2 separate regions of the Homo sapiens genome follow, and region 2 is linked to region 1. A link is a loop called in an ENCODE intact Hi-C map of the cell type or tissue named here. Cell type or tissue: Caco-2. All regions are shown on one strand. Links, peaks and the distances in the headings refer to the core of each region. The heading gives the core; the rest is flanking DNA. Region 1 has its middle 110 kb from the start of ATP6AP2. Region 2 holds the start of LOC124905275 (small nucleolar RNA U13).

The links. A loop is a pair of places that touch in the nucleus more often than their neighbours do. Peaks named below come from ENCODE experiments on the same cell type or tissue, not always from the same donor. Only the 100,000 strongest peaks of a DNase experiment are listed, where the experiment ranks them.
Region 2: a loop joins it to region 1, with 5 times the contacts of the local background. A loop is called at or near these places in 8 of 110 quality-filtered maps.

What each region holds. Positions count from the first base shown.
Region 1 is chrX:40,468,019-40,479,045 of GRCh38, reverse strand. No RefSeq gene overlaps it. Among named protein-coding and RNA genes, the nearest start is that of ATP6AP2, 110 kb to the left of the region's middle. RefSeq lists enhancers at 6,553-6,732, 6,973-7,022, 10,375-10,669. In Caco-2, for the core only: no CTCF peak of the experiment used is centred there; DNase peaks (open chromatin) are centred at 4,655, 6,555 and 6,825; H3K4me3 peaks cover 787 bases.
Region 2 is chrX:40,277,274-40,288,300 of GRCh38, reverse strand. LINC03099 (long intergenic non-protein coding RNA 3099) reads right to left here. Exons shown (of 3, transcript NR_110386.1): 2 at 4,689-4,860; 3 at 580-2,772. It overlaps LOC124905275 (small nucleolar RNA U13), which reads right to left and starts at 3,205; the gene lies at 3,102-3,205. RefSeq lists a silencer at 8,471-8,765. In Caco-2, for the core only: no CTCF peak of the experiment used is centred there; a DNase peak (open chromatin) is centred at 9,310.

The DNA of each region.
Region 1 (11,027 bases), core at 992-8,991:
TGCATTTGTGTATGTGTTTGTAGGTTGCATGTGTGCGCACATGAGTGAGCAGTTTGTTAGGATCTCTGGGCTTTAACCTAGGAAATAAAAATACTACTCACTCTCTGTTTCCTCTTAAAAAAGACATTTTCTTTGCAATTTTTTCCCCTGTGGTGGGGCATAGAGCCGCTGTTGGTGATTAAAGGGCAAGTGGTAAGACTGTGGCTTAAAATATTTTTAAACCTTGTAGTCCTTTGTTTCAAACAGAATGTTAGTGAGAAGACAGTAAGGTAAATCAGATAAAAGCCCCCACTGCTCTGATTTGGGTGGGGAAAGGGAGGCAGGAACACAGAGCTCAACCACTGGCACCCCTCCCCCAACCCTGAGGAGGCCCCAGGGATCCCCTAAGACTGTAGAGTTCAGAGGCAGAGGAGAGAGTTAGTAGCAGCCCCTCTCTGCTACTAACTCTATGACTCAACTTCTCTGAACCTTCTGAACCTTAGCTTTTTCAACTATTAAATCAGGATTATACCCATTAGGACACTCTCAGCAGAGTATCTAACAAAAAAAAATTTTTTTAAACAATGACAGTATATTAACGTCTTATATAACAAGAAGTCCAAAGCCAGGCATGGTGGCTTGTGCCTGTAATCCCAGCACTTTGTGGGGCTGAGGCAGGAGGATCGCTTGAGACCAGGAGTTTGAGATCAGCCTGGTCAACAGAGTGAGACCCCGTATCTAAAAAAAATTAAAAAATAAAAGTTAGCCGGGTGTGGTGGCACATGCCTATGGTCCCAGCTACTCAAGAGGCTGAGGTGAGAGGTTTGCTTGAGCCCAGGAGTTCAAGGCTGCAGTGAGCTATGATTGGGCCACTGCACTCCAGCCTGGGTGACAGAGTAAGACCCTGTCTCTTAAAAAAAAAAAAAAGAAAAAGAAAAAAAATCTAGAGGCAGGTGGTCTTACATTGAGTGGCAAAAGAGGTCATGAAAGACCCAAGCTCTTTCTACATTTTTGTTTTGTCATCCCCTCACAATCAAAAAATGGCTGCTGCTGCTCCTACATCTAATATCCTTACGATGGCATTCAAAGGCTGGAAGAAGGTGGATGGGTGACAGTGGCAGCAGTCTCCTTAGCATTGCTCTTTTTCAGGGAGAAAAATATTTCTGAGAAATTACCCACCAGGATCATCCTAGGTTTTATTGATCAGTTCAGGGACGTCCCTATACTAAATCATCAAAAAATTGGTTTTTGCATGATGATTGGCCTAGGGTAATTGAGTCATCTCCTGGGATTGAGCCCACCTTCCATGAACGCCTGTGGTCCCAACTACTCAGTAGGCTGAGGCAGGAGAATCGCTTGAACCCAGGAGATGGAGGCTGCAGTGAGCCGACATCATGCCACTGCACTCCAGCCTGGGCAACAGAGCGAGACTCTGTCTCAAACAACAACAACAACAAGAACAACAACAAACTGGGCACTTATCAGCAAGCAACAGGGGGTAGCTATCGGTAAGCCCAAAGAGATGTAGCTATCCACCCTGCATCTCTCACACTTGGAATCAGCTGTAATGGTCTAACTGGGTAATGACAGTGAAAATGCTTTGTCAACTAAAAGGGCCCACAGACACTCAAAACTAATGCTGTGCTCTAAGGTCTTGAGCACTGGGTTTATCTCACACAGGTGAGCATGTTACTGCTGCCTGAGAACCATCCATTTCACCATTGACCTTGACTCCACCCTTCAGGGCCAGGCTGTATGGAGAGAAGATTTAACTCAAGTTTAGAATATAATCCACAGCCCTGGTTTTCTGTAGGCAATCAGCATTTTGAGCCATCAGATGTATGTATCTAATCTTACCTCCTTGTCGACGTGTTTTGCATTGATTATCTGATTTCGTGCAGGATGTGTGTGGTTGGTGGCTGCCCCTAATCTGGCTTCACGTGGTGTCGTCCAGCCTGAGCTGTAAACACAGATACACTAGGGACCATGCCAGTGCAGTTCGCTCAAGTGCCATGCCCGTCCCACTGCCCATGCCCACTAGCCCTTAATAAATGCTTCCTTGCTGTGACATGGACAAGAAAATCTGTGGACACTTCTGGCAGCTGTTTTTTTTTTTTTAAATCTTCCTCCTCCCACCAAGATGTCAGTCTCCAATTTGCGAACCCAACTTGTTTTGGAAGCGTTTAAGAAAACAATACTTACAGTCCTTACAGCTTCTTACGACAGAGGACCAAGTATTAGATTCCTGCTATACCCATGAGAAAACACCGAGGCATACAGTGGTTATTGGTGTGGGGAGGTAGAGATTCACAGCTGATTAAGGTTTTATAGAGGATCTGGGGTGGGGTTTTAGGCTGCTGCAAATTGACCTAAGCCAATTTGGTCATGCAAAACTATTAGGCTCTTTTTGGGAAACTTCTGTAGCCTCCAGTAATTAGAGATGGGTGAGGGGGGTAAGTACCCTTCCTACACTGGGCCACCAGGTCACTTTCAAGGAAGTCTTGCTCATCAGTCTTCTGAGCAAGCTGTGCAAAGCAGTCATACAACTTGTTCTGTTAAGTTCAGTGAAGTTCAGCTCTCTGTCCTTTGAAATGCTCCAACAGCGCCTTGCAGGAAAGTTTGCCCGAGGCGAGCAGTGGGATTCTCTAACCTTCTAGTCTGACTGAGGGGTGCAAAGTCCACCAAATCAGCATTTGGATGTACGCAGGACCATGCAGGAATCAAGCCCAGGGTGCCATTCATACAAGTACAAACCATGGAGCATGCCAGATTTTCCTACTCTGTGCCTGCAAGAGCTGGAATGGGGGTGGGGGTGGGGCACATGGGAAAGTACCCAGTTTGGCCAGGAAGCAGAGGGAGAGGAGGAAATGGTGGGCACTTGCCTTTACTATGGTTTCCGTGGGGAGGAATAGGTGAGACAGGATGAGCAGGCTTAGAATTGGCTAATTTGAATAATTTCAGTGGAGAAGGGGTGGGAAGAGGGCTGGGAGGAGATGCAACAGGAAAGGAGGCCAGGCTGGCCTCTACAGGGAGGCAGGACTCCTGCTCCCTGCTCAGAGAGGCCAGGGCCACTCTAGGAGAGGAACACCTCTGTTGTGATTTGGAGACCCTCATTCATGGTCCTCCAGGAGGCAGGTGCGGGGCAGGGTGGGGGTGGGGTCTGCTGTGCTCCCCCTTCAGGAAGGAAGAACTTACTTTCTTCTGCTGAGAGCACTGCCTGCAGCCAGCCCCTCCCCAAGGCGGAAGAAACTGCCCTGCCAAGGGTTATGCCAGCCTTCTAGGGAAGCCCATGTCCAGGAGCTGATCAATGGGAGGCTATAGAGGCTGGCCTTCCACCCCAAATCTGAAGGCTCCACCCAGCTCCAGAGTGTTGTGCCGGACCCTTATTGACTCCTGTAATGATGGCACTGCATCCAAGAGGCCGAAGAAGAGACCCAGAGATAGAGAACAAGACATAGGGTTTACCGGGGGGACTTCCACACGGGGATAGTCCAGTGATGGCGGGCTGGACAGGACAATTGCTACAATTTGTAATAAGCATGCCGTTTATATGGCATTTTCACTTAGTACTTGCCACCTAGCACCCTCCATCTAGCAACCTCCATCCAACCCCAAACAAAGGGCCTTGATCCCCTGTATGGCCTGCATTCCAAGGGATGGGCTGGGGGTTCAGATGTCCTTCATAGATATGGAGTGAATCTCCAGGTTAGCCACTCCGGGATTACTTAGCTTGGGACTTGGAATACACACTCTTCTTAGACCACATGGTCATTCTCAGGGTCATTCTTCAGTTATTGCTGTCAGGCGCATCTGCCATATACAGAGCCCTCCGCCAAACACAGAGCCCTCCGTGAGGCCAGCTGAGGCGACTGTCGGGCTTGCATTATAGTCTAGTCCCCACTCCCTTCCCCAGGTGCTGATCCTAACAGCGCTCCCTAGCAAAGGTCCTGCCTGCTACTCTCAGTCTCAGCATCTCCTTCCCCAGGAAACTTGACCTGCAACAGCACAGGTGGGTCACTCTGTCCACTTGTGGTCGCCAGGCTGGACAGAGCAGGCTGGTACTAGAGCCGGGCACCCCCCGAGGGGAGATGAAGAGGCAAGAACCGGCTTTAATGACCAGCTCATTTGCAGACCTTTCCTTGACCTCCGCCCTGGCTGCCTTCTCCCTCTTCCTGCCCCTGTAGGCCCTCTGTGAGGGCACTCATTAGACCTGGGTTTCAGATTGTGTGCATTGTGGAATCTTACTGTCTGTCCCCTCTGAGCAGTCTCCTACATCCTGTGAGTGTGCCTGCTCAAAACCTGCCAAGGCAGGAGAACAGAAAAATGTGGACACAGAGGGGAGGGGAAGATAAGGAAAAGAGTGTTCCTGCCTCGAAAACATAAAGAGAGCCCCCCTCTGCCCGCCCCCCCCGCCCGCTTACATGCAAAAATGTGACAATTGACCCCCTCAGACGGCTCCCTCCTGCCCTGAAAGTGTTAATCCACCTCGCTGGGGGTAGGCCGGCCTCCCCACAGGCTATTTCCCTGGGCCTGCCTGGCTGGGGATCAGGCCCATTGTTAATAAGTAATGACAGCCAGCTCCTCCATGCATTCCCCTGGGGTTTTGTGTCAGAAACGTCTTCCCTCGCTGCCGCTCGAGCTGACAGGCTCCAGCTCCCGGCAGGCGGCTGTGAACACAAGCCAGCCTCCGCCAGGATGCCCCACGTCATCGGGCCCAGAGCCCCAGGGCAGCAGAGAGGGCAGTAATCCCATCCCTCCTCCCTTCTCAGGTGAGGATGATGTCAGCGGTCTGTAGGGACCGTGGGCCCTGTAGGGAACCTCATAGCCTCCTTCAGCAAGGGGTGGGGCTATGCTCTGATGAGTGGCAGATTCCTTAAAGCCTTAAGCCAGCAGGAGCCTGGCTGCATGGCCTCAGTCCCTGCCTCTGCTCTGTGGGAAATCAGCTCACTAGGGTTGGTATTGCTGATGACACCATTTTAAGGATGCCCCAGGAACTGGGTAGTGCAGGTGGCCTTGCTGACTAGCAGGAAGTTCCTTCTTCAGTCTGACCTAAGTCACACATCATGTTTCGCACTTACATTTGCCCAGAAAGGGTTCACAAACAAAAGCATTCTGGAACCTTCCGGAGAAAAAGACAATGTTTTTCCCTTGCCAATGCTCCATCCTGTTTTAACCTATATGCTTTACTGTTATTCAAGTATGGTGAGGCCAGCCATTATGGATGACCATTGCCATTAAAATGGAGACCATTGCCATTGAAAAGGCAGTTTGCTATACTCACAGATCCCAACAGGAGGGGGCATGCCACTCCATGGGTTGGGGAGGGGAGACCACGAGGAAGTGCTCAGTTTGATCAGGAAGCAGAGGTCGAGGAGGAAATGGTGGGCACGTACCTTTGTTGTGGTTTCTGCGGCAAGGAATGGGCCAGGCAGCATGAGCAAGTTTATGATTGGCTAGTTTGAATAATTTCAGTGGGCTCTGGGGTGTAGGGGCTGTCCCAGGCTGTCTAGTGGCTGGCCCTGGGGTAATTAGGGCTAGGAGTACGCTGTTAGGATAGCGGCCACTATTAGGATAGTGGCTTGGAGTGTGAGAGGCAGGAGCTGCTTCCTCTATTTAGGAATTGGCTAACTCTAAGAGGGGACAGTGCCTCCAAGGTCAGCAAGGCCCCGGTTGTCAGAGCATCAGAAAAGAAGAGACATGGTCGAGACCAGCCTGGCCAATATGGTGAAACCCTGTCTCTACTAAAAATACAAAAGTTATCCCGGCGCGGTGGCGCGTGCCTGTAGTCCCAGCTACTCGAGAGGCTGAGGCATAAGAATCGCTTGAACCTGGGAGGTGGAGGTTGTAGTGAGCCGAGATCGCACCACTGCACTCCAGCCTGGGTGACAGAGTGAGACTCCGTCTCAAAAAAAAAGAAGAAGAAGAAGAAGAGACATGGTTAATACATGTCCTGTTTCATTGTGCGTGGTTTATACTGATTGGAATAAGGTTCAGCTTATTATTGTGATTTGAAACCCACTGATAGCATGTTTTCAGCAGTACTATTAATTATAACAGAAAAGGGAAACAACCCAAATGTCCATCAGTATAAGAATGGTTAAATAATGGGCTAGCCATACTGTGGAATACTCTACAGCAAATACAAAAAAGACATACCTATGTGCACCGATACTGACTGCTCATGAAGATGTGTTAAATTTTAAAAGTTGTAGAGCCATTCACACCGTATAATCCCATTTATGTAAAAACAAAATGAGTAATAACAAACCTTTTGGTGGCATACGTACCTACATGTATATAAATACAAAGAAAAGACTATCTGGAAGAACGTACACCCACGATGAACAGTTTTGACCTCTGGGGAGGGTGTGACAGGTTGATTTCTCATGGAAGCAGGTGCTGAGGTGGAGTAAGGAGGGCCAAGGGTTTGTTGGAAGTAGCACCGCGGAAGGAGGAGGGGAGGAAGAAGGACGGGGCAGGGAGAGCCATCAGGTGGCAGTGCAGATCTGAAAAGTCTCTGCTAGCCCAGCGGGAGTTCCGAGCAAAGGTGCTCATCAGAGGAACCCTGTCTAATTCAGAAAGGGCTGGCCCTGAGTACCACCCGCCTTGCTCAGCCGCTTGCCGGGGAACACGTGGGAAAGGTTGAGGTGGGCCCTGAGGCTGTCTGCTCACAACACTCGGAGAAGTTGCACAGCAGATGTGCTCCTGAAGGGGATCGGAGCAGCTCAACCCCACGTCTGCCACAGAAGGCTTGGGGTGTGGGGAGGAGGAGGGGCCGGGGAAATGTGTACTTTCCTGGCATTTGACTTTGCGCCTGGAGACTACTGATGTATGCAAGTTGTAAACAGAGGGAAAGACAGAGAATCTAATTGGCTCCTGCCTGTGACTCCTCCTCCTTCTCGCAAGTCCTCACATGCTCTCAGCAGCTGCAGGGGCCCAGGAATCCACCCAGCTGCAGCATTTACTGTTTCTTGTCGTCTGGCTTTAGCTCAGAAGACCATATGCTCACATCCACTCTCTCCTCCTCTGACTACACCATACTAGCATAGTTAACATTCCTTTCTAGGAACAGTTCAGTGGCACTGTGCAGGCTCAGGATGCCAGGTGTGATACGAATGCTGGGGAGAGAGAAGCAATAGCTTAGGTCCTCGCAGGGGAGATGGAGAGTCACACATTTGCAGCTTCACACTTTTCAGGGCAGTATGTGCTCTGTGCTGAAGGAGAAGTTCAAGGAAGGGTCATTAGCAGGCATGACTCTGACCACCCCGAGCATGGTTCAGGTCAAGGCACGCTTCTTCAATGGGTGGCATTTGGACTTGGCCTCAAAGGATAGAGAAGGAAGGAAAGAACATTCCAGTAAAAGGGAACAACATGAATATAGACAGAGAAGGGGCCGGGTGCAGTGGCTCACGCCTGTAATCCCAGCACTTTGAGAGGCCGAGGCAGGCAGATCACCTGAGGTCAGGAGATCAAGACTAGCCTAGCCAACATGGTGAAACTCCGTCTCTACTAAAAATACAAAAATTAGCTGGGCGTGGTTGCAGGTGCCTGTAATCCCAGCTACTCGGGAGGCTGAGGCAGGGGAATTGCTTGAACCCAGGGGGCGGAGGTTGCAGTGAGCCGAGATCATGCCATTGCACTCCAGCCTGGGCGACAAGAGCGAAACTCCGTCTCAGAAAAAAAGAAAAAAAAGACAGAGAAGGGGAATATGCAACAGATGTATAGACTCCAATCTAATTCAAAAGTCCAGAGATCATACTGCCTTCAGACAAGTCCCAACCCAATATCTCTCAGGGTTGGGCTTCTCTTCATCTTGCCATATAGCAATCCTGTGGTGTTGGATTCGTCCCCAAATTTCAAACACCGCCTCCCCCGCCGCTCCAGACTGCTTACAAAACGACTGCCATGGTTCCGCACCTCACATCTCCACACCACACAGGCCAAAGGAAAAGAGAACAACTCCCTCCAACAGCTACCGAGGAAGATACCTTTAGCATCACTTTTCCATAAGGCCCCAGCAACAGTCTCCTGACATCTCATTGGTGCTAGTCAGGCTATGTGCCTATCCCTGGACCAATCACTGAGGCTAAGTGGATTTCTAGGTCCTGGAAGGGAGACATTGGTTGGAGATGGCTTCGGCTTAAAGATAATGCCAATTCCTATGGGGCAAACAAGCTTCAGAACTTACCAGTTACTCCTAAATCTAGAACAGGAGTTGAGATATGAATGTAGCAAAAACCTTCAAAAGCATCATTAGAGGAAAAGACAGGACAACGTAGAGATCTATAATTTTTTTCCCTGCTACACTTTAATTGCCCTTCTCTGGCATGCACTGCATAAATTAAGAGCTAGTTAATGCTGTAATGCGTAAAACAATTTCATGCATCTTAAATATTGTACTTGTACTTTAATTCCACATTAAGTGGTCCCCTGAAATTTTTAAATTTACAAAGTCACTGCTGTGCTACATGAAAAAGGTGCTAATTAAGTGTTAATCAGTAGCCAGATAACCTTCCCTAAACCCTGCCCAAGGTCTCCAAAATGACCCATTGCCAGAGAACTCGATGTGATGGCCACAGAACAGAGAGTGCAGAGCAGACACAAAATGGTTTTTCAGCCACATCCCAGCCAATTAAGGCAGATTTGCTTATTATGCAGTTCTAATTAAATGGCATCCACTTTAGTGGACACAAGACTAATAATAATAATAGTATTTAATACCAGCAGAGCTTTCCAAATTCAAAACACTGGGAAAACACTAGCTGATTAACAAGTGGGCATCCCTTTCTGGGCAAGAAGAGGGCTTTTTGGGTGGGCTTGCTAAGAAACAGGAGGCATGCACAAGGACAGATAAAATGAAAAGATATGGTTCCCTCTCTTTAAGGGGCTCACCCTCTTATAGACCAGCAGTGCTACTCGCTACTCAAAGTGTGGCCCGTGAACCAGCTCTGGATCACAATGATATAAACATGGAAAATGACAGTAAACCATTGAGAAGCCTTGAAAGCAACTTGACCTTGCTGTGATGTCCAAGTGTGTGATCAGTGAACTCTTGTTGAATAGGAAATAAATCAATTCCATCTTCCATGGTAAGTCACACATGGCATGAACTCTATAATAGTCATATGCAGTAGGGTCACATATCAGTCTATGATGTACTAGAAATTATATATATATATATATATATATATTCTGGTCCTTTATCACAGATGGTTTGAGAAACACTCCTGTAGACATATCAATCGTATAGAATAAGGGGATATGGGTTTAGTTATATCCCCACAAATCAAGGCAAGGAGTTGGAGAGGAGACTCAGCGATGTGCCGTTTCACACCTCTATATTTTTCCTCATGCTATTTCTCTGCTTGGAATGTTCTGTGTGTCCTCAGCAGCCCCACTTCCCGCCCAACCTCTTTACACACGTGAAGTCATCTCAGTTCCTGGAAATGTGGCTTCCTTCAGGAAAGATTCATGACTCCTCCCCACACCTTGCTGCAGAACTGGCTCTTCTTCCTTGGTGCTATTTCAGTCGCGTGTGCACTCTGCCATTGTTGCACTTTTCACACAGGGCTGGGTACATTTATGTCACTTTGCCCAATGGGACTGACAGATCCTTGAAGGTGGGGCTGATGATTTATGGTTTTAAATGCCCAGTACAGAGCACAGAGTAGATGCTCATTAAATGTTTGCTGAATTCAGTTTTTTAAAAATTGTGTAAAATATATATAGCAGAGTTGGGTGTGGTGGCTCACGCCTATAATCCTAGAACTTTGGGAGCCCGAGACCAGAGGATTACTTGAGGTCAGGAGTTCAAGACCAGCCTGGGCAACATGGTGAAACCCCGTCTCTACTAAAAATACAAAAACTAGCTGGGTGTGGTCATGCACACCTGTAATCCCAGCTACTTGGGAGGCTGAGGCAGGAGGATTGCTTGAGCCTGGGAAGCAGAGGTTGCAGTGAGCTGTGATTGCACCACTGTACTCTAGCCTGGGCAACAGAGTGAGACTGTCTCAGAAAAAAAAAAAAAGAAACATATATATATATATAGTAAAATTTACTATTTTAACCATTTCTAAGTGTACAGTTCAGTGTCATTAAATACACTCACGTTGTTTTGTAATCATCAGCACCATCCATCTCCAGAACTTTTCTCATCTTGCAAAACTGAAACTCTGTACCCATTAAACAATAACTTCTGCTTCTCCTCTTTTCTGCCCGCCCCCTAGCCCCTGGCAGCTACCATTCTACTTTCTGTCTCTATGAATTTCATGACTCTAGGTACATGATATGAGTGGAATCATACAGGATTTGTCCTTTTGTGACCAGCTAATTTCACTTAACATAATGTCTTCAATCACATGTGTCAGAATTTCCTTCCTTTTTAAATGACTTCAATTTAAAATATTCAAGATTATTATATAGTTGTGCAATGAGTAGGAAGGGCATTCCCCCCGCCACCCCAGCTCAGCCTGTATTTGAAGCAGAGAACAGAGGACAAAAGGGTGTTGATGATCCAGGAGGTGGCAGCAGAAAACAAAGGGCCACTGTGTTCTGCAGGGCTCCTCCTCTCTTCCTGCCCTGTTTGCTCTTGTTCCTGCTCAGCTGTTTAGTTTAGCCTCTTGAAAGGAGGAGGTTCCGATCTGGACAGCCTGCCCAGTAAGGAACAGGCCTGAGAGGTGTTCTGGCAGGAGGGCAGCAGAGCACAAGTGGTGACAGTGGAAATGGACTCAAAGTCCCAGTGGTGGCTCCACCAACACTCACTGGCTGACCAACCACTTAACCTCTCTAAGCCTGGTCTATAAGATTGGGATGACAATATCGTGTACCTTACAGGGCTGTTGAGGGGATCCGATGAGGTAATGCATATAAACCACTTGGTCGGCTTGGAAGCACTGCATATGCCAGTTATTGTGTTTTTATTACTACTGTGAATGAAGAAGAAAGTACAGCTCATTATTTACACTTCCTGAGAAGAAAGTGAAACAGCTCCAGCATCATTCAGCCTTCATCTTTGGGGCATTTCTGGTTCCTTTCTCTTTTTCTTCTTC
Region 2 (11,027 bases), core at 1,816-9,815, 190 kb after region 1:
ACAAGTAAAAAGACCGATTATGTCAAGTGTTGATAAAAATATGGAGTAACTGGAACTCTCATACTTTGCTGGTATGTAAAAAATTTGTCAGTTTCTTATGAAGTTAAATATACACATCATATAACCCAGTGATATGGTTAAGCTTTGTGTCCCCACCCAAATCTCATCATGAATTGTAATCCCCATTATCCCCATAATCCCCATATGTCAAGGGAGAGACCAGGCAGAGTAATTGAATCATGGGGGCAGTTTCCCCCATGCTGTTCTCATGATAGTGAGTGAGTTCTCAAGAGATCTGATGGTTTTATAAGGGGATCTTTCCCCTTCAGTTGGCACTTCTCCTTCCTGCCACCTTGCGAAGAAGATGCCTTGCTTCCCCTTCACCTTCTGCCATGATTATAAGTTTCCTGAGGCCTCCCCAGCCGTACTGAACTGTGAGTCAATTAAACCTCTTTCCTTTATAAATTACCCAGTCTCGGGAAGTTCTTTATAGCAGTATGAAAATGGACTAATATACCCAGTAATAGCACTCTTAGATATTTACCGAAAAGAAATAAAAACGTATGTCCACAAAATCTTGTACATAAACATCCATAGCAGTTTTATTCATAGTAGCCCCAAACAATAAACAGTCCAAATGTCCAGCAACGGGAGAATGAATAAACAAATTGTGATACATCATACAGTGGTATACAATTCAGTGAGAAAAAGAAATTAACTATAGATATACACAACAACATGGAAGAACTTCAAAAATATTATGCTAAAATAGTGTGTAGTCACATAAAAATCTATCCTATATGATTCCATTCATATGAAATACCAGAAAAGACAAAAATTGATTGATAGTGGCAAAGCAAATCAATGCTTGCCAGGGGCTGGGGGGTGAGAGGAGGGAACTGGCTGCACAGGGGGCACATCTCTGGGGTGATTAAAATGTTCTATAGGCCGGGCGCAGTGGCTCATGCCTGTAATCCCAGCACTTTGGGAGGCCGAGGAGGGGGGATCACCTGAGGTCAGGAGCTCGAGACCAGCCTGGCCAGCATGGTGAAACCCTGTCTCTACTAAAAATACAAAAATTAGCTGGGCGTGGTGGCAGGTGCCTGTAATCCCAGCTACTCAGGAGGCTGAGGCAGGAGAATCGCTTGAACCTGGGAGGCGGAAGTTTCAGTGAGCCGGGATCATGCCATTGCACTCCAGCCTGGGTGACAAGAGAGAGACTTCGTCTCAAAAAAAAAAAAAAAAAAAGTTCTATACTTCGATTATGGTGGTGGTTTCGTGGGCTACATTCGTCAAAGCTCATCAAACTGTATACTTAAAATAGGTACATATTATTGTACGTATGTAAATTACACATCCACAAAAGATGCCAGGCATGGTGGCTCATGCTTGTAATCCCGGAACTTTGGAAGGCTGAGGCACTAGGATCGCTTGAGCCCAGGAGTTTGAGACCAGCCTTGACAACATAGTGAGACCCTGTCTCTACAAAAAAAAAAAAAAAAACAACTTTTTAAATTAGCCAGGAGTGGTGGTGTGTGCCTGTGGTCCCAGCTACTCAGGTGGCTGAAGTGGGAGGATTGCTTAAGCCCAGGAGGTCAAGGCTGCAGTGAGCCATGATCACTCCACTGCACTCCAGCCTGGGCAAGAGAGTGAGACCCTATCTCAAAAAATGAATAAATTACATAAATAAAAAGTAATAAGAAAAAAGTATATATGTAAATTATACATCCATAAAGGTGATTAAAAGAAAACGTGTGGGTGGATTTTTGCCCATATATGGCACAGTCCAACCCATGAAACTCTCTGAAGACAACAGCATGGGTTCTTACCTCAGGACCTGCAAATATGGCACCAAGTATCATACTAGAATGTGTGAGAGACACTGAGCTCCACAGTCACACAGATGGGGACACAAAGGGACACCTGTCAGTAAATACACACATTTGCTCTCTCTCTCTCTCTCTCTGGAAGTGCAAGAGAGTGTTTTGATCAGAGGCAGCAGATGTGAACTGAAATAGTGCCTCTCTATGTTAGGGACACATTGCCCTAAAGCTGAATCCAAGTTTTTAAAAATATACCTAATTATGTGTCATCCCATGGCTCATGTGTCTAACCAAAGTTGCTACTGTCTTGGTTACCTATTATTGCATGGTGCCCCAATCCTAGTGGCTTAGTACCACAACTTATTATTATCTCTCACAGTTCTATGAGTTGACTGGGCTCAGCTGGTGGATTTTCATTCCTGGTTTCTCATGTGGTTGCAGTCAGGTGTCAGCTGGGGCTGGAGTCATCTGAAGGTTTAACCAAGCTGGATGTCCAAGATAGCTCACTCACAAGACTGGTAGTTGATGTTGGCTGCCGGCTGGGAACTTAACTGTGGCTGTTGACTACGATGCCTTATATGTGGTGTCTGCATGTAGATTGGGCTTCTTACAGCATGGTGGCTGGGTTCCAAGAAGGAGTATCCCAAGAGCAAGTGTTCTTCACAGGCCAGGTGGAAGTTGCAAGGCTTTCTGTGACCTCACCTTTCAGGTCACACAGTCTGTCTTCCACATCATTCTATCAGTCAAAACAGTCACAGAACTCACTCAGATTCAAAGGAGGGGAGAAATTGTCTCCTCTACTTGATGGAGAAGTGGCAGATTATACAGCAGAAAAGTGTGTGGGATATTGTTGCAGCCACCTTTTGAAAATGCAATCAGTCCCAGCTCTATAATGAAACCTCTTTTTCCCTTAGTCTTCAATGTAGAATTTTTCATTGGGCTCCAACAACTTTAGGGAAAAAGGTTTGGGAAAAGCAGGATTACATTGGTGGTCAGCCAACTATATCTGCATTGTTATATATACACTGGGCCTTGCTATATTTACACTAGTATTAGTACGCAGTGCAGAAGTTGGTGTCCCCAAATAGCTGTTTACTTTTCCTCTGCAGCCCCTAAAGTGCTTAGTCATTTCTTTTGTACTCTACGACTCCCTCTGCTATTAGCCCTCACTATTTCCTTGGGATCTGCCTAATCCAAAATATATTTCTCTGGGCCATACCTGACTCTACCTTCTCAGCTCCCAGCATTTCACTCTCCACTCACCATTTTTTTTTTTCACATCAGATGGATAATGTGCTGACATCATAACAAGGTTTGAGGGAGGTACATCTCACACAATAGCATGAAAACATAATCAACATACTTATGAACCATAAAAGGATCTACACCACTCACTGCTACCCAGAAATTTACAATGTCTTGTAGAGCTGGGCTGCAATGGCTCATTTAACCAATAGGTGGTAATGTAACATTTGACTTGGGCCTGTATATTAGGGAGAGTGGGGTGGGATGATGTTGAGGAGAAAGGAGGGTGGCAGGAGAAGTATCTAACGTACTCCTGTGTCCCAGCTGGACATTTTCAAGTTTAAAATTATAATTGTTTTAAAATATCCTTTTTGTTGGGTTTTAGAGTTTGACAATACTGGCTTCCTTGCAAACAAAGGACATCAATGACAGCTGTACTGAATGTACTAGAAAGAGTCTTGATAATGTAAGATTTCATCCAATATTTCCAATCGTTTTGGCGTCAGTCAACAAACCATAAAGGATAACCCTGCCAAGGGCACTCTATCAGGCCCTCAAAGTGGGTCATGATAAGGAATAAATGAAATCCCTACTTTCAAGCTGCCAACATGGTAACTTTCAAGGAACCTACAAGACTGATCATGTATAATCAACTTAAATATGCCAACTGCAGGGCTAAGGTGTGGGGCAGTTGATGACCATAATTGCCCTAGCAGAGGAGAAAAGGGGAGGGAATAATGAGGAGGGGGGCAGAGTCAGAAAGCCAAGGGGAAACTGGTTGTTGATGCCTGTGAGATACAGTGGGCAAAATGTCAGAGGAAAATGGTGGGGGTTGGCAGGGGAGGGAAACAAAGAGTGCAAAGAGTGTTGTAGGAAAAGACAGGCTTGGCTTGAATGGAGAGTGCAGACCCTGATTTTGAATTATAAGATGTTAGTACTGACAGGAATCCCAGAGACCATCCAGCCCAAAACTAGGGCCACCATCAGTGAGAGGTGCACCCGCAACAGAATGCACTGCCCTGACTTCCACATTAGAATTCTCTCCAAGTGTTCGGCCAGGATGATGTAACACAGGCAAAGAAAACAGTTATTAGTCAAAATTTCCAAGAGGCAATAACCTCTTTTCTTTTTTCATTGAATCCAATTAAGTTTGCCAATTCCCTGAGTGACCTTGGGGAGGTTGCTCCTCCTCTCTGAGCCTCATTTCTTTATCTTATCAAGGGCTTACTGTATGCCTTGCAGGTTCTTGGTGCTTTACATGTGTTAACTCATTTAGTCCCCCACTAGAGTCCCATGATGCAACGACAATTATTGCCATCCCCACCTTACAGATGAGGAAACTGAGGCAGAGGTTAGTAACTTGTCCAAGGTCATACTGCTAGTAAGCGGTGGAGTCAGTTTCAAACTGGGGCTATGTGGCTTCAAGTCTGTGCTCCCAACCACCAGGTAATCCTGCTTCTCAGCTGGCAAGGTTGGACTAGATGCCCTCCAAGGTCCCTTCTGTCCCACTTCTGGCACAGAAGTGTTAAAGGTCTACCCATTTACTTCCTCTGGAATTAGTCAGGGAGAACCCAGAGTTAAATTCTCTTATGTAGGTACAACAAGAATGACAGAATGTACCCAGTGCCAAAGACACAGGCCAGCCACAGTCCTCTCATCTACTGAAATTTTGAGGTCAATTTCTTCAAGTCCCTAAGAAAATCCTCTCTGAATAGCGGTGTATCCTTCTGCTTTCTGGCACATTTTGCAACTCCAGACATCACGGAAGCAGCCAACAGGCACCATCAGAATCCTGAAAAGAGAGAAAAGTATGTGGCGGGGCGGGGGGGTGGCGATGATAGAACTTGCCGTTTTTAATCCATCCATCTCTGTTGCTGTTTCTCTCAGTGTCTGTTCTTTTGCATAAAGGGTCTACTTTTCCAAATGTGATTTTAAACTGCAGCAGAGAGAAAACAAAATAAACACAGAATGGTCGGCTGAGGGCCCGCACTTTCTATTCCCTGGTTACAAAGTAAAATTAGCTAGCTGGTGGCCAGGGCCTGGAGATTTATTTTGGTCTGAAGTCAACCCACAGATTAACAATATTGGCAAGAACTACATAGGAGGGGAAAATATTTTGGACAAGGCTGCATATGTTTGCAGATACATCATCTCCCTCTGCGCAACGGCCAAGGTTACAGAGAATAGGAGTCAGGAGCAGGCTGCCTTGTGTCCCTCCTGTGAGCCATCATTCCCCTCTGCATGATGCCAACTCATGCCCTCTGGGAGCAGTTGCACTGTGCTTTGAAGGACTCAGCGAAGGTAGACGGGTAAGGACACTCCAGATCTGGTAGAAGAGGGGTTCTTTCATCTTTTCTTTCCCCCTTTCTTCCAAGGCCCACATTCCATTCCAAGGGTAATTCTCAAGCAACAGCTATTTCCGGATTCTCAAGGACTAGCAGAGGGTAGTGTCAGAAAAAATTAACCCAAATTGGAAATAGGCAAAAGAGATTATTGGGTGTTCTTGCAGTGCAAAGCTGGGCTTGCACTCTTGATTGCCCCTGCAGGGGCAGAGGTTAACTTTTACATTTTTGTCCGATAGAAATGCAAATAATTTCCAACCCAGCCATCTCATCCTAACATTCTTCTATTAAATTGCCTATAAATACTAGTTACTCCCATTTTCATGGGTATAAGTTTTAACATCTTGCAGGTTTCTTCATTAATTAATGAGCTAAATCAAATCTTTGACGTGATCATTTTATATTTGCATGAGAGTCAAGCTTTTTAAACTTTTGAAAATTCTATTTTAACAAAAAAATGTTTGTCTCTGTTGACATGACGTTTTTCTCCTGCCTTCTTGTTATCCCAACTCAAGCCGATAGGCCAATATCCCAAACTCCTCCTGGTGAACTCCAGATACAGACAGCCGGCAGGCATCCCTGCCCGCTTCCTGGATATGTGCCTGCAGATGAAACCCTAGTCTCTTTGCCCACTCATCTCTGCCTTTCACTGGAGTGTGCTGAGCCTTCAAGGAAGAACCACGGGTAGAGAGAAGTTTCCAGGACACACAGGAGTTACAAACCCTCTTCTCTCTTCTAGATGTTCATGGGATTGGGGAAAGTATGTCATCAATTCTTTGAGGAAATTTTTGCATCCTCAAATTGGGAGCAGTCATTTCCACATTGCATATCTCACAGGGGGTTTCTAAAGTGCTTCTCAAACTTTAATGTGCATATGAGTCACTGGGGGATCTTCTTAAAACGCAGATTTGGATTCAGCAGGTCTAGAGTGGGCCTTTCTAACAGCCCCCTGGGTGATGGTGAAGCTGCTGCTGCTGGTCTGCAGGCCCTACTTTGAGTAGCAAAGCTCTGAGGCTGATGTGAGAGCCTGCCCTTCAAAACCACAGGGGACAGCATAAATATACTGAGACACCCTTGGGAATTATAATTTACACTTAGACTCCACTCTCACAAAGCATGGGGCCCAAAGGTCTGAAGAAATACCAGGAACCAACATCTCCTAAGCCTATTGTGTGCCTGGCAGGGTGCCCTAAGCCCATTACATACATGCCTGATCTCACTTCATCTTCACCACCAGCCCATGAGGAAAGAAACGATCAGAAGTGTGATTTTACCAAAAAGGAAACTGAGGCCCAGAGAGGTGGAGTAAACAGCCCAGCACTAGTCACATAGCAACGCCGACTTTTGGAGCCAGTTCTAGCTGAGCTCTAACCACATTACCACACAGCTTCCTCCTTCCACCACAACCTTGCAGGGCTAGGCTCCTTGGTCAAATCTGTAGGGGATTTTGAAAGGGAAAAGGGAGAACTTACCTCCTTTCCATGTGGTCTCCATTCTCCTAGTGATTCCCTGGATAATTCCTTCACTGTCTTTCACTGCAGCTGCCAGACAGAGGGAGGGAGGAACTTTCTACTAATTTCAGAGTAGACAAATGCTCTTAGAGAAACTACTATTTGCCTAGCTTTGTTACCCGAAAGGGGTCCCGATCTAGACCCCAAGAGAGGGTTCTTGCATTTCACGCTAGAAAGAATTCGAGGCGAGTCCACAGAGCAAAGTGAAAGCAAGTTTATTAAGAAAGTAGAGGAATAAAAGAATGGCTACCCCATATATACCCCATATAGCCTTGGGGCTGCTGGTTGCCCATTTTTATGGTTATTTCTTGATGATATGCTAAACAAGGGGTGGATTATTCATGCCTCCTCTTTTTAGACCATATAGGGTAACTTCCTGATGTTGCCATGGCGTTTGTAAACTGTCACGGTGCTGGTGGGAGTGTATCAGTGAGGAGGACCAGAGTTCACTCTGGTGGCCATCTTGGTTTTGGTGGGTTTCAGCTGGCTTCTTTGCTGCAACCTGTTTTATCAGCAAGTCTTCATGACCTGTATCTTGTGTTGACCTCCTATCGCATCCTGTGACTTAGAATGCCTAACCGTCTGGGAGGCCAGGCGCGGTGGCTCACGCCTGTAATCCCAGCCCTTTGGGAGGCCTAGGCGGGTGGATCACGAGGTCAGGAGATCGAGACCATCCTGGCTAACACGGTGAAACCCCGTCTCTACTAAAAATACAAAAAATTAGCCGGGCATGGTGGCGGGCGCCTGTAGTTCTAGCTACTCGGGAGGCTGAGGCAGGAGAATGGCTTGAACCAGGGAGGCAGAGGTTGCAGTGAGCCGAGATTGCACCACTGCACTCCAGCCTGGGCGACAGAGCAAGACTCCGTCTCAAAAAAAAAAAAAAAAAAAAAAAAAGAATGCCTAACCGTCTGGGAATGCAGCCTAGTAGGTTTTCAGCCTTATTTTACCGAGCCCCTATTCAACGTCGAGTTGCTCTGCTTCAAACACCTCTGACAGCTTGATCATTGGTCTTGGAGGAGAATGTGGAAAAATTCAAAGAACCAAAATAGATTCCTGCCCTCAAGGAATTTATACTCCAAAGGAGAGCTATCATACACATGCATTATTGCAATGCAAATTCAGATCGGTCCTGCCAGGACTTTTGTGTAGGGAATACCTCTCTCCTCTCTGCAGGGCCCCTGCAGAACTTTTGGTCTGTAAAGGTAACCCTTCAGAACTTTCTTTTACTGGACTGGGGGTGGGGGGAGGACAAAGCAGATGGCGGATGGGGGCGGGGCTGAGGGGGTGAAGGGAGAGCAATGAATGGCAATTAGCGTCTGTTTCAGTTGATGGTGTGTGCTCCCAGGGACCCAGGGACTGGGTGCTCCTTTGCCAAATGTAAATATCAAACCAATAAATGCTAATGTAGCATGAAAAAGTGCTGATTTGGGAGAAAGTTCCAATCATTTAGAGAGCTTGTCACAGAAAGTGCTTAGGTGTTCCGGAGGCAAAGGGAGCTGAGGAAGGAAATAAGAGGCTGGAATTAATAGCTCCTCTCTGGGTCCTGGTACTACCCTGGCCACCTATTCCTGGAAGAGGGAATGGACAAAGAAGGGCGTGGTAGGGGGAGGGGAGGTCCTTGCAGTGCGGTGGGGACAATAAACAAAACAAAACCAGAATGGTGAGGTCAAGTTCATGAACATCTGGCACCAGAAGAGGGAGATAGCAGAGAGGCCTGTTATCAAGTTATCTGTGAACTTGACACTTGCCTTGATGGGCCTTTGCCCATGATCCTTGTCGTCCTGATGGTCTGCCTTCAGGGACCTGTTTCTGATTGATGATTCTGATCTTGGTGACCCTCCCCTCCACTTTCAGCCCATCATACTACTCACACTCTTAACACACTTCTCTCAGGGTCCCCCACCCAAAAACCCAGAGATGCCTGCAACTTCACCTGAAGCCTGCCACACCTGCCCACCTCACAGAGGAGCTCTGCAAATACTTGTGAACTGGATTCAATAGAAATAGCTCTTAAGGGAGCTATGAGACTAGAACGCAGGAAAGTGTGTTGGAGAGAAGACTTGGCTAGGGATTAGGACCACTGGGTTCCAGGCCTGGCTCTGCCATCTCCTTGGCCTGAGAGAAGATACCCTACCTCTCTGAGCCTTGAGGCCTCAGTGGCTTCATCTGTAGAATGGGGATAATTCCCACTGGGACAATTAAATGAGACAAAGATATATGTGCAACTGCTTGGTAACCTGCAAATCTAGAGAGTCATTACTGCGTGTTTCTCAGCAGAGTCGGTTGCCTAGGAGACAAGCCGCAGTGGGGACCTCACCCCAGACAGGCTGCAGCCAGACTCCCTGTGTGAATGACATCATGGCCCAAACTCTGCCGGGCCCCAGGCTTTCTGGAGTCTCTTTCTGGTCCCAGGACACTGAGTAAACACCTTAAGCCTCCTTAAACACAGCTGCCTCTAAACATTCAGAGGGAAAACCACTCACCCACCCGTCCCACCTCCTCCCCTCTAATCTAATCTGGACATCTAGTCTGGTCAGATTTACATCTAAATATCTCTCCCCGGTGCGTCTTTCCTTCCCTTACATCATCGCTTTCTCAGGGCTGTGGCTTTGGTTCAGCTCTCTGCTTCATTTTCTTCACCCCAGCCCCATTTTCCTTCTTGTGGCTGCCTCAGTTATCACCGTCCTTTGATTCGGCTTTAAAATACCATAAACTGGGTGGCTTATAAACAACAGAAATTTATTGCTCACAGTTCTGGAGGCTGTTCCGGTCTCACCTGTCCCTATCCTCACAGCCCATCCCTGCTGTTCAGCAGCCCCAGAACCTGTTCCTTATCTGCCCACCCCAGGGCCTTTGCACATGCTACTTAACCAGAACAGCAACTTTGACCAGTCCTTCTTGGCCCAGCTGGAACACTGGGCTCCTCAGCTATCCTTTGCAGGATGTGAGCTCCTTCCTATATGCTCTCTCCTTTCTCGTAGGGCCCACACAACCCTCTGCCTTGTGGAACAGTTATTTGGGTTTCTATGAGTGTGGACTCTATTAGAATGTACTCAGAAGCCCAAGGCTGAGCTCTAGAAGGAAAGTCTCTGGCAAGGAGGGGCAGCGGGGCCTGAGACTTGGCAGGCCTGAATTTTCTCTTTCCCCCAAGGTTCTCCCAATCAGAGGTGTGTGGATCTTCTTTAAAACCGGAGTTCACTGCCAACATAGGCAGAGACACCAAAAGACCTTGCAGAAGAATGTAAAGAACTAGGACAGAATACTTAAGGCAGCTCTCAGTCTTTGGAACCTCACAGAATGCTCTGGGCCAGGCATCAGGCTGAGCTCTGGAGATCTAGCAGGACTAAGACAGACGCAGATTCTGCCATCATGGAGAAGCCCTGCTCTAGGGGATGCCAGCCATCATGCCTAGAGGACACTTACACAGCCCTGCAGAGGGCCCGTGTGAAGAGAACTGAGGCTCCCAGCCAACAGCCACATGAGTGAACCACCTCTGAAGCTAAGCCTTCAGAGAATTGCACCCGAGCCAATTTCTGAAGCCAACCTCTTGAGAGATCCTAAGCCACCCTGCCCAGCCAAGCTCTGGATTCTGAGTCACAGGAACAAGGGCAGTTGTTTTTGTTTGTTTGTTTGTTTGTTTTAAAAAAGACTTTCATTATTTTAAGCCACTAAATTTTGGGGTGATTTGTTACCCAGACACATCTAATACTATGCCACAGATCATTGGACTCTGATTGGATAAGGGGTGGGGAAGTCATCATGATATCATGATGGCAGCTACCATCCCTTGAATGCCCACTCTGTGCCAGCCACTCTACTATAACTTGACCCACTGTACGTAACCTCCTCCTTACAAAGATCCTGGCAGGGCACGGTGGCTCACACCTGTAATCTCAGCACTTTGGGAGGCCAAGGTGGGTGGATCACGAGGTCAGGAGATCGAGACCATCCTGGCTAACACAGTGAAACCCCGTTTCTACTAAAAATATAAAAAATTAGCTGAGCGTGGTGGCAGGTGCCCGTAGTCCCAGCTCTTCAGGAGGCTGAGGCAGGAGAATGGCGTGAACCCGGAAGGTGGAGCTTGCAGTGAGCCAAGATCGAGCCAC